Regions from separate parts of the Homo sapiens genome. Here region 2 is linked to region 1. The links are chromatin loops, found by intact Hi-C in ENCODE. Cell type or tissue: gastrocnemius medialis. All regions are shown on one strand.

The links. Peaks named below come from ENCODE experiments on the same cell type or tissue, not always from the same donor. Only the 100,000 strongest peaks of a DNase experiment are listed, where the experiment ranks them.
Region 2: a loop joins it to region 1, with 5 times the contacts of the local background. A loop is called at or near these places in 34 of 110 quality-filtered maps.

The regions. Positions count from the first base shown.
Region 1 is chr14:33,837,516-33,842,515 of GRCh38, forward strand. No RefSeq gene overlaps it. Among named protein-coding and RNA genes, the nearest start is that of EGLN3, 110 kb to the right of the region's middle. RefSeq lists a silencer at 2,088-2,382. In gastrocnemius medialis, a CTCF peak has its summit at 2,262 (motif pointing right); a DNase peak (open chromatin) is centred at 2,289.
Region 2 is chr14:34,320,171-34,325,170 of GRCh38, forward strand. No RefSeq gene overlaps it. Among named protein-coding and RNA genes, the nearest start is that of SPTSSA, 140 kb to the right of the region's middle. In gastrocnemius medialis, CTCF peaks have their summits at 2,956 (motif pointing left), 3,159 and 4,382 (motif pointing left); a DNase peak (open chromatin) is centred at 2,965.

The sequences.
Region 1 (5,000 bases):
CCTGGCTCACTTAAATGTAACCAGACTGGGTTCTTTGATTTTAACTTGTGAGAGAGAAAAGAATTTTTTCCCTAAAGTTTCTGAAACTTAAACATTAAAATACTCACTTGAGGAGGAATGGGGTGATTTGCTCAAAAAGTACAAAGTTTCAGGTAGACAGGATGAATTACTATTGTACAGTCACCATGCTGTCCAATAATCTTCAGATTAGTTATTCAGATTATATATTTAATAAGTGTATTAAACACTTGAAAATTGCTAACAGATCTTAAATGTTCTCACCCCAAAAAATACTATGTGAGATGATAGATATGTTAATTAGCTTGTCTGTGGCAATATTTCACAATGTATACATATATTAAAACATTATGTTGTACACTACAAATATATACAATTAGTCAATTATACCTCAATAAAACTGAAAAAATAGTCACTTGAGGCAAGAGCTATGGAAATGTATCTGCCCCCAGATTCGGGTCTCCTAAGTAGTTTTTTTGGGGGATCAAATTCCATAGAAGCATACTGGCAACTCGACCTAGAGGAAAGCCTGGGCTTTTTTTCTACATTTGTGTAACTGATGTCTGAAGAACGTCAGAACAAACAATCAGGAACATTATAGGAACTGCCTTCCTGAAACTGCAGCAAGCCAGATCAAGTAATGAGCTCATTTGGAAACCCTAGAGACACAGTTTCAAGAAGAGAAGCATACAGAGACTAAAGGGGCCATTTTTAAGTAAAAGATAAATAACATTTTTAAGAAAATTGTTTATTTGGAAAGACTTCAAGCCTACAGTCAGTTAGTAAGATGCTAATTGTTTCTTCTGTAATAATTCCCTTAACCCTAAACTATGGTCAAGACCTTTAAAGAAAGCTTCTGCATTAAGTCAGACTCCATTTCATAAACACACGTACTAGCTCTTTTGACAAAGAATCTGGCAGGAAGTCATGAGCTCTGTTTCCCAGCTGAGGTCAAAAGTCACCAGATATGAAGCAGATTATAGAGAACAAAGGTAAGTCCCAAATTAAATTCTATCCATAGCTTGACTCCTAGAGGTCAAACCTCTAGAGCAGGTCTTAAAATTTAGTGTGCCTAGGAAATGACTTGAGATGCTTGAATTTGGGAGCCATATGTTCAGGGTTTCTTGCTTTGCTTTGCTTTGCTTTGCTTTTCTCTTTTTTTGAGTCGGGGTCTCACTTTGTCACCCAGGCTGAAGTGCAGTGGTGCAGTCATGGCTCACTGCAGCCTCAATCTTCCAGGCTAAGGTGAACCTCCCACCTCAGCCGCACAAGTAGCTGGAACCACACGCATGCGCCACCATGCCTGGCTAATTTTTGTATTTTTGGTAGAGGTACAGTTTTGTCATGTTGCCTAGGCTAGTCTCAAACTCCTGAGCTCAAGCGAACCGCCAGCCTAGGCCTCCCAAAGTGCTGAGATTAAAGGCGTGAGCCACTGCGCCGAGCCAGTTTTTTTCTATTGATTCATAATAATTGTACATATTTATGGGGTACACAGTGGTGTTTTGATACAATGTACAGTGATCAGATCAGGGCAATTAGCATATCCATCATCTCAAACATTTTTCATTTCTTTGTGTTAGGACACATTTCATTCTTATTCATTCAGCAAAGATTTATTGAATGGCTTATGTGTTGGGTGTGGGGATACCAACAAGACCCCTATCTTCACCAAAGCTTATTGTCCAATGGGGCACATGAACAATAATCAGACAATTACAATGCAACACCGGCTAAACGCAACACTGTCATCAGAGACGATTCTCACTTACTCTTCAAAGATCTTCCCAGAAATCAGGGAGTTAAGCCAAAGAAACATGAGAACCAACATCTGTTGGACAATCGTGAGGTGCCAGGCCATTTGTACACACTTGCCCATTTAATCCCCAGGCAGGTAATGTTATCCCCCTTTCCCAGGGGAAGAAACTGTCCGCGTACAAAGGTGGGCTACTCTGGGCCTGGAGTCCAGGTCTTTCTGCCTCCAAAGCCCATGTTCAGATCCACGGGATCCGGCTCACAGTGATAACGACTGCATTCAAGGCTGTATGGCTATGAAATGGCACTGGAGTTTGGGTCACCTGGGTTTTCCAATTGATCATACATTACTGTAGAAGATGGAGAGAGAAACTAATGAATGAAAATAATACAGAAATGCACATAAGAAAATCCTTTGGACAGAGCCATTGTGAAGTGCAAGGAAACTCCCCTTCCACGGCCCTGCGTGGGGTTTCGTGGATACCCCTCGGGTCGAGGGAGATCTTGGCCACTAGAGGGCAGAGTGTACATTGAACAATCACAGCAAAAATCCCAAAGCCCGTTATGAGAAAGAGACCTAATGCTGCATGCTTCATTAACTATTCCAGTGCTGGTAAATATCTGCTGCCCTCCTGTGCAGACAAGGAGCAGATAAAAAATTTTAATGCTAGAATATGACACCTAATCACTGCATTTCGGAACACAATGTGGGGGAGGACTCTTCTGATTGTCTCCATCCATTTCCAGTATTCTTAGAATTATAAGCTGCACACAGTTCAATTAACCCTAAGATTGACGAGGAAAGCCTTCTCCAGTATACTATAAACTTTCCCAATAGCATGAAGCACACAGTGAGTTTAAAAAAGTAAAGAGTTGGCCCTTATTGCCGATGTAACAGCAATAGCCAGACAATAGCCACAGTAATAGCAATAACAGGGAGTTTGGAATGGGCATAGGGTTCATTCCTGGGTCTATTTCTTACCAACTGTCACTTTTTGGGCCAAATTATTTAACCTCTATGAACCCCAGTTTCCTCAGGTATAAATAAAACCTACCCAATAAGTTTGTTGTGAGGCTTAAATTATTAAATACAAATTCTTAGCATAGTCATCAGTCGCTACTGGTAGCTGCTTCATTATGATAATTCATTATTAATAGTAATAGAGTTTTAGCTCCACATTGATATCACAGACATTAAAGCCTCTCCAAAGGCTGTCTTGCCTTCCTGTTGTCACAAAGCCCCTGCACCGTACTCATCATCTCCTCTTTCTTGTTGTAAATGAAGACATTTCCCTCCTCATCAGACAAAGGCCAGTTCTTCCATCTGCAGCCTGGAGGCTCCATCTTCCCACCTTCTTGGGAACTTGACGCTTTCAGTCATCATTTGTCATGTGTGGCTCCTGAGTCTTTACCTTCTCCCTCTTCCTTGCCTCCTTCCATTCTCACATTTAAACATGTTCTAGTCTCTTCTATCTTAAAAGCAAAAACAAGTAAACAAACCCTAACCTCTCCCACTCCCCACAGATGCCTTGAGCTACAGCCTCTATCTCTCCTCACTTTGCAATGAAACTTCTCAGCAGAGCTCCCTGCAAGCCAGTCCCGTTTCCTCCTGTCTACCCACTTCTTAGCTCATTCCAATGTCATTCCGTCTGCCTGCCCTCACAGTGCCTCACATGGCCACGCTACCTCCAGTCTAAGCTCTTCAGTTCTCTTCTTACTTGACCTCTTGGCAGCTTTGCCACAGGTGACCTTCTGAGAACACTGCTGTCCCTCAGGCCCAGGAACACCAAACTATTCCTCAGTGTCTGGGGCTGACTCTGCCATCTTGCCCTAGCCTATTGATGCTGGAATCTTCCAGGCTCTGTCTCAGGCCCTCTTCTTTTCTTATTCTACCCCCTTCTTAGGTGCTTTTGTCTATTCCCACAGATCCAGCTCCATCTCCAAACCCATGTTCCTGGATATCACCCCTGAATGTCTCGTAGGCACCTCAAGCTCGATATGAACCAAACTAAATTACCTCCTCACTTCCTGCACCTCCTCCTGCTGCACACACAGTGAACCCAGCTCTTCAGCAGTCTCTCACTGTGAAATTTGCATCCCCATGCAGCCAGGTATTTAAGTCAAATTTGGCAAACGCTCTTAATATTTTCATTTATTTTATTCCTCACATCAAATCAATTGTGATTCCTGTCCACTCTGTCTACTAGATTTTTCTTCAGATCTTTTCCTTTTTTTCTTCCCACTGTCCCCCACCATCAATCTAAGCTACCACCATCTTTTGCCTGCCCCTCTCCATTCCAGCAGAGAAATATTTCTAAATGTTGGTTTTACCCATGTCATATCCCACATTTAAAATCCTGCGCTAATATAGTTCTTTGGGTAAAATCCAGAATCCTCAAAGACTCCTAAACTTGTCATCTTTATCTGGCCCTGTGCTACCTCTCCAGCCTCGTCTCACACCACTCTTGCCTTTCCTTCTCAAAAACCCATGTTTGAAAGTGGGTAAACTAATTGAGGCTCTGTGGTGTGCCAGGCGGCATGGGGATTTCAAAACTGTATCAGTCACCATATCTGCCCGTATCAAGGAACTTACAGTCACGGGGGAAGAAGGACCCAGCTATGACGATTAGTATAAAGTAAAATGTGATAAATAGCATTAAAAATGTACACACGGGGGAGTTCAGAGGAGGAGGTGAGTGGAAATGCAATGCACGGGGAAGGCTGCAGAGATGTGATCTGTGCATGCACCATGTAAGATGAGGAGGCCTGGGCTGTTCCCAGATGGCATGGGAAGACCAAGAGTTTAGAGAAGAATGAATGAAAGTAGGCACATCAGCTATGTCAGGCTGATCAGGAGAGAAATGGTATCAAGAAAGAAGTGTGTGTTCAATGTCAACCACTGCAGACACCCAGAAAACATAGGCACTTAAATTTGACAACCAGAGGTCATTATAGATCTTTGAGAAAGTAGTTTGTATAAGTGGGTAATGGTTGAAGCCAAAAGACGATGGAAAAAGCGGCTCATGAGAACATGAAGACTGACTGTAATATTCCATTACTTCAAGAAGGTTGGTAACAAGGGAAAAAACCATGGCAAGAAGCAGCTTGAGAATTTAGTATTAATCATCATAGCTAGGACCAGGCAGGCAAATTCCCAACTGGGGTTGGGTTAGGTCAAAACAGAATCTCACACCATAGACACTTGGCAGGAAGCCAGGGAAAGGAAGGCA
Region 2 (5,000 bases), 480 kb after region 1:
GTTTAGACTTTCCCTATCACGACATTGACTTGTGAAAACCTGCTAATTCAGTCTTCTCTGAAGTTCTGCTACTCTTATACTCAGATCCTAAGCCTTATCTTAAGCATGTTCTGCCTTCTGGCTGCTGCATTAGAGGTCTTCAGACTTCCACACCATGCCCTATTTTGGAAATGAGTTTGTTATTTTCTCTCTTCAGTATAGCAGTAAGCACCCAAAATCAACCAATTAATTCAACTGTCTCTGAACATCCCTTCTACCTACATCCCTGTCCCAATTCATCACAGATAACAGTCTTAGCATTTGCAAGGCTACAATATGCCTACAACACTCCACTTACTGCAGTGATAGTCCTGTTGCCAGCTGGCTGATAAGTTATCCTACTTTAGAACCCCATCCTTAGAATCTGTTGCCTTCAGTCAGCTATCTTAGGGAAGTTTCTGTGCAAGTGCTTTATTAAGAAAGGGACCTCAGGAAAAACTGGTAAGAGAATGGGGGAAACAAGACAGGTAATGGGAGGAAACCAAGCAAGGTACTGTATTAACCTACATTAACTAATCGCCCCAAAACTTGGCATCTAAAACCAATACACCTTCATTATCTCACAGTTTCTGTGTGTCAGGAATCCAGGTACAACTTAACTGAGTCCTCTGCTTCATGGCCTGTCACAAGGTTGTAATCAAGGTATTGATCCAGGCTCATTTAAGAGCCCAGACTGGGAAGGATCTACTTCTACACTCAGTCAATGATTGTGATTAGCATTTAGTTGCATACAGGTTGATGGCCTGAGAGCCTTGGTTCCTTGCTGACTGTTGGCCAGAGGCTCCCCTCAGTTCCCTGCCAGAAAGCTTGCCTTGCTGAAGCGTACAACCTGAAAAAAAAATAGTCTGTTCGCAAGACAGAAATCACAATCTTTTGTCATCTAATCATGGAAGTGGCATCCCCGCACTTTTGCCATATACTAATGATCAAAAGCAAGTCACCCTGTCTATCCCACACTCAAGGAGAGGGAATTACACAAGAGTATGAATATAAGGAGGCGGGGATCGTTGGGGACCACCTTAGACGCTGCCTACTGCAAGTTCAGTCTCAAAGTCCACAGCTGGTAGCTTCAGCATGATCCTGCAGAACTCTGGAAGTAAGTTAGGCTTCAGAGTTGTTCCAACCCAGGGAAAGGGGGCTAGGGCTTTATATTCCCATAACCAGTCATTGGTTAGTGGTCCCCTCAGTGGGGCACAAATTTCCAGGCAGGTGCTCTTTATGCGTGCATGTAAGGTGGGTTCCAGTAGGTGGGCAGACCTCAAAAAAAAAAGAAGGGTTGTAGGTATGGGCTGTTGGAAGTGAAAGCATACTGAATCTCTGGTTAAAGGGAATAGTAAAAAAAGGCCCTGGGCAGAGCATCAGTATTGTGCTTTCCAGTGAATGATGGAATGAAAAAGGCACTTTCCATAAGGTTGTCAATAGCAGTAATAATAAAGCTCCTATTACTTCATGTGGCTATTCTAGTCAGAGGTCTTTGATTTCAAGAAAAGAAAACCCATCCTGGCTAACACGGTGAAACCCCGTCTCTATGAAAATACAAAAAATCAGCCGGGCGTGGTGGCGGGCGCCTGTAGTCCCAGCTACTCGGGAGGCTGAGGCAGGAGAATGGCGTGAACCCAGGGGGCGGAGCTTGCAGTGAGCCGAGATGCGCCACTGCACTCCAGCCTGGGCGACAGAGCAAGACTCCACCTCAAAAAAAAAAAAAAAAGAAAAGAAAACCTACTTGTTTGAACTATTGAAAGGCTACTGAGAAACTGCTCACAGGACCTAAGAGCGGTACTGTCATGGCTCAAAACTCCTAATCCTGGGAACTGGGAAAAGGAGAAGCACAGAAGACCCAGGAAGCCATTCTTTTTTTTAATTTATACGTAATAGTTATTCATATCCAGAAAGCCACTCTTACTTTTTCTATTGCTCTCTGAGATCAAGAGACCTTCATTTGCTTTTCTTTCTAGATCCCTGCCTCACTTTTCTCTCTGAGAACAGATTTTCTCTACCCACTGATCCACAGATCATGCTTGCTTTTTTAGCCCCTGGATAACTTTTCAGATCAGCTCTCTACAAACAGTTGCTTCAGTTTCTCCAAATTCCTATGGCTACATAGAATACAATGTTTTAAAATATTAACTGTAGTTATCTAGAAGTAGCAGAAGTATAAATAATTTTGCTTTTTGTCCTATTCTATATCTGTTTCCAAATTTTCTACAGTTAACACGCAATGCATTTATAATCAGTAAAGGAAAAATCTGGCTGGACTAAATTTTCTCCACCTCATCCCAATCCTCCATCACCATCTTTATTTCTTCACCTCTCCCCTTCCTGGCAGATGACCTTAGGAAAGATATAGTATTTTTTTTTTTAAGAGATGGGGTCTCACTCTGTCACCCAGGCTGGAGTGCAGTGGTGCAATCATAGCTCGCTGCAGCCTTGAACTCCTGGGGTCAAGCGATTCTCCTGCCTCAGCCTTAGCCTCCCAAGTAGCTGGGATTACAGGCACATGCCACTGTGCCTGGCTAATTTTTTTTTATTTTCTGTAGAGACGAGTTTTTGCTATGCTGCCCAGGCTGGTCTTGAACTCCTAGCCTTAAGGGATCCTTTCACTTCAGCCTCCGAAAGTTCTGGGATTACAGGCATGAGCCACGTGAGGCCCAGCCTGGAAAGATGTAGTATTGTTAGAATAGCGCAGCTAAGTTAAGCAGTGAGGGGCAGTCACTGTGAGCAATGGAAAGTTTTATTGTCTTATTTATTATTTGCTATGAGGATCTGAAGAACCTGAAAAGGCATACATGAAGCATTCTCCCAGGACGAAGATGGGACCTCGGGAGGAGGACTGATGGTACCATGGGGCAGGAGAGGAAGAAAGGAGACCGACCAGGATAGACACCATATGTACTGTTGGGTGACTCTGGGGAGAAGGTCGAGTTTGGCGCCCCCTTGTGGACTTGGTGTATAATCACAACTATGTAATCTCCATATTCATCTACAAGCTATTACAGGTATCAATAAGGAATAGCCAATAAACAAAACCAAACCACAGTCTGAGCGATCATATAATAAGTAACAAGACAGAGGTTCAAAAAACAGTGCCAATGAAGAGATCTTTGATTTTCTCTTCGCCTGTGATCGTTTTCCTCCCTCTAGCCCAACCCTTATATAAGTATTTTAGAAACCAAGAAAAAAAATGCCAGCAACTCCTATAGATCTCTAATATAATACCGATATACAGACACATAATAATGGGATACTTTTCAAAACACTGCTAATCCTGTTAGCTCATATCGAGTCCCAGCCTGCACGATTGGGACACAAGACTATTGTCCTACCCTGTGTCATGCCAGGCTTCAAATAAGCATCATGATAAAGGAGAGAACCTTCCTCCGTCTTCTAGTAGAATGGCAAATAAACCAACCTGTACATGTCAAGTTCTTGTCTACTTTGTTTTTAACATTAATAAAGAAAAATTTGATAATTTTCCTGGTTGTGACATTACACTGCCTTGGCTCCAGAAATTCTTCCTTGTAGTTAACTTACGTCTCTCATGTAGTCATATAAGTCCATTTCTTCTTGTTCTATTCTTCCTTGTGGTGGAGATTAACAGCGGCTTATCATCTTCCCTAGAAATCCTTCCATTGTTAGAGCTTACCATGGCATTACCTATCCTTTTTTTTTCTTTTTTTTTTTTTTTTTTTTTTGAGACGGAATCTCCCTCTGTCGCCCAGGCTGCAGTGCAGTGGCGTGATCTCGGCTCACCGCAACCTCCGCCTCTCGGGTTCAAGCAGTACTCCTGTCTCAGCCTCCCGAGTAGCTGGGATTACAGGCCCGTGCCCCTACGCCCGGCTAATTTTTGTATTTTTGGTAGATACAGGGTTTCACCATGTTGGCCAGGCTGGTCTCGAACTCCTGACTTCAGGTGATCCGCCCGCCTCGGCCTCCCAAAGTGCTGGGATTACAGGCGTGAGCCACCGTGCCCCAGCCTACCTATCCATTCTTTAAACACCAAGTAATCCACTTTTATTTGACTTTACCTCATTCACTTCATTTTCCAGTTTCCATTAAATTTGTGGCTTCCCTGTGAGTCTACTCCATAGTTTTCTTGCTCTACTAAACCATGGAACTAAATCGTGTGCACCTCTGGGTGATTTCTCAGCATTACACTCTCCCTATTATAAATGAAAGAAACACCAAAATGTAAAGGTATTTCTTTGATGTGCTGGAATATATGGCTATACTGATGCATGCGATATAAATTCTTTTTCTTTTTTTTTTTTTTTTTAAAGTGCAGGACAGAGGGGTCCGTTTTTGAAAGTTATCGATACCTAGTAAAATGGCGCCATCTAGTGCCCTGAACTAGTAACAACATTTACAAGAGAAGGGTTGGAAGAAAACTGTAAATCAACAGTGCAAGATGACAACTCCCAAAACTAGCAGGGCCAAGGCAATTTAATAACAATAGGTCGTTTGACTCTGGGGACTATAACTCTTAGTCTATTGACTGAGCCATTGGAGCAGCTTAACAAATAACATAGCTTGTTTTCCAGAGAGAATGTGGCACTGTTCCGAAAGCAGAAGTTCCCACTGGAGGCTTGGGAGGACAAGGAGCAAAGTAAGCACCTGCTTCATGCCAGGCACTGCTCTAAGCATTTTACATTCATTTTTTCACTTAATCACCACATCTGCCTTATGAGGCTGGTATTATTATCCCCATTTTACAGATGAGAAACTGAGCTTTCAGAGAGGCCAAAATCTTACCCTTAGGTTACACAACGGAGTCAGGCCTGACTCCAAAACCCACATGCTTTGCACTACCTCCAGAGAGAGGATACATAGGGAATATGCAACTCCCTTTCTTTTTTTCCTTTTTTTTTTTTGAGACAGAGTCTTGCTCTGTCACCCAGACTGGAGTGCAGTGGCGTGATCTCGGATTACTGCAAACTCCACCTCCCAGGTTCAAGGGATTCTCC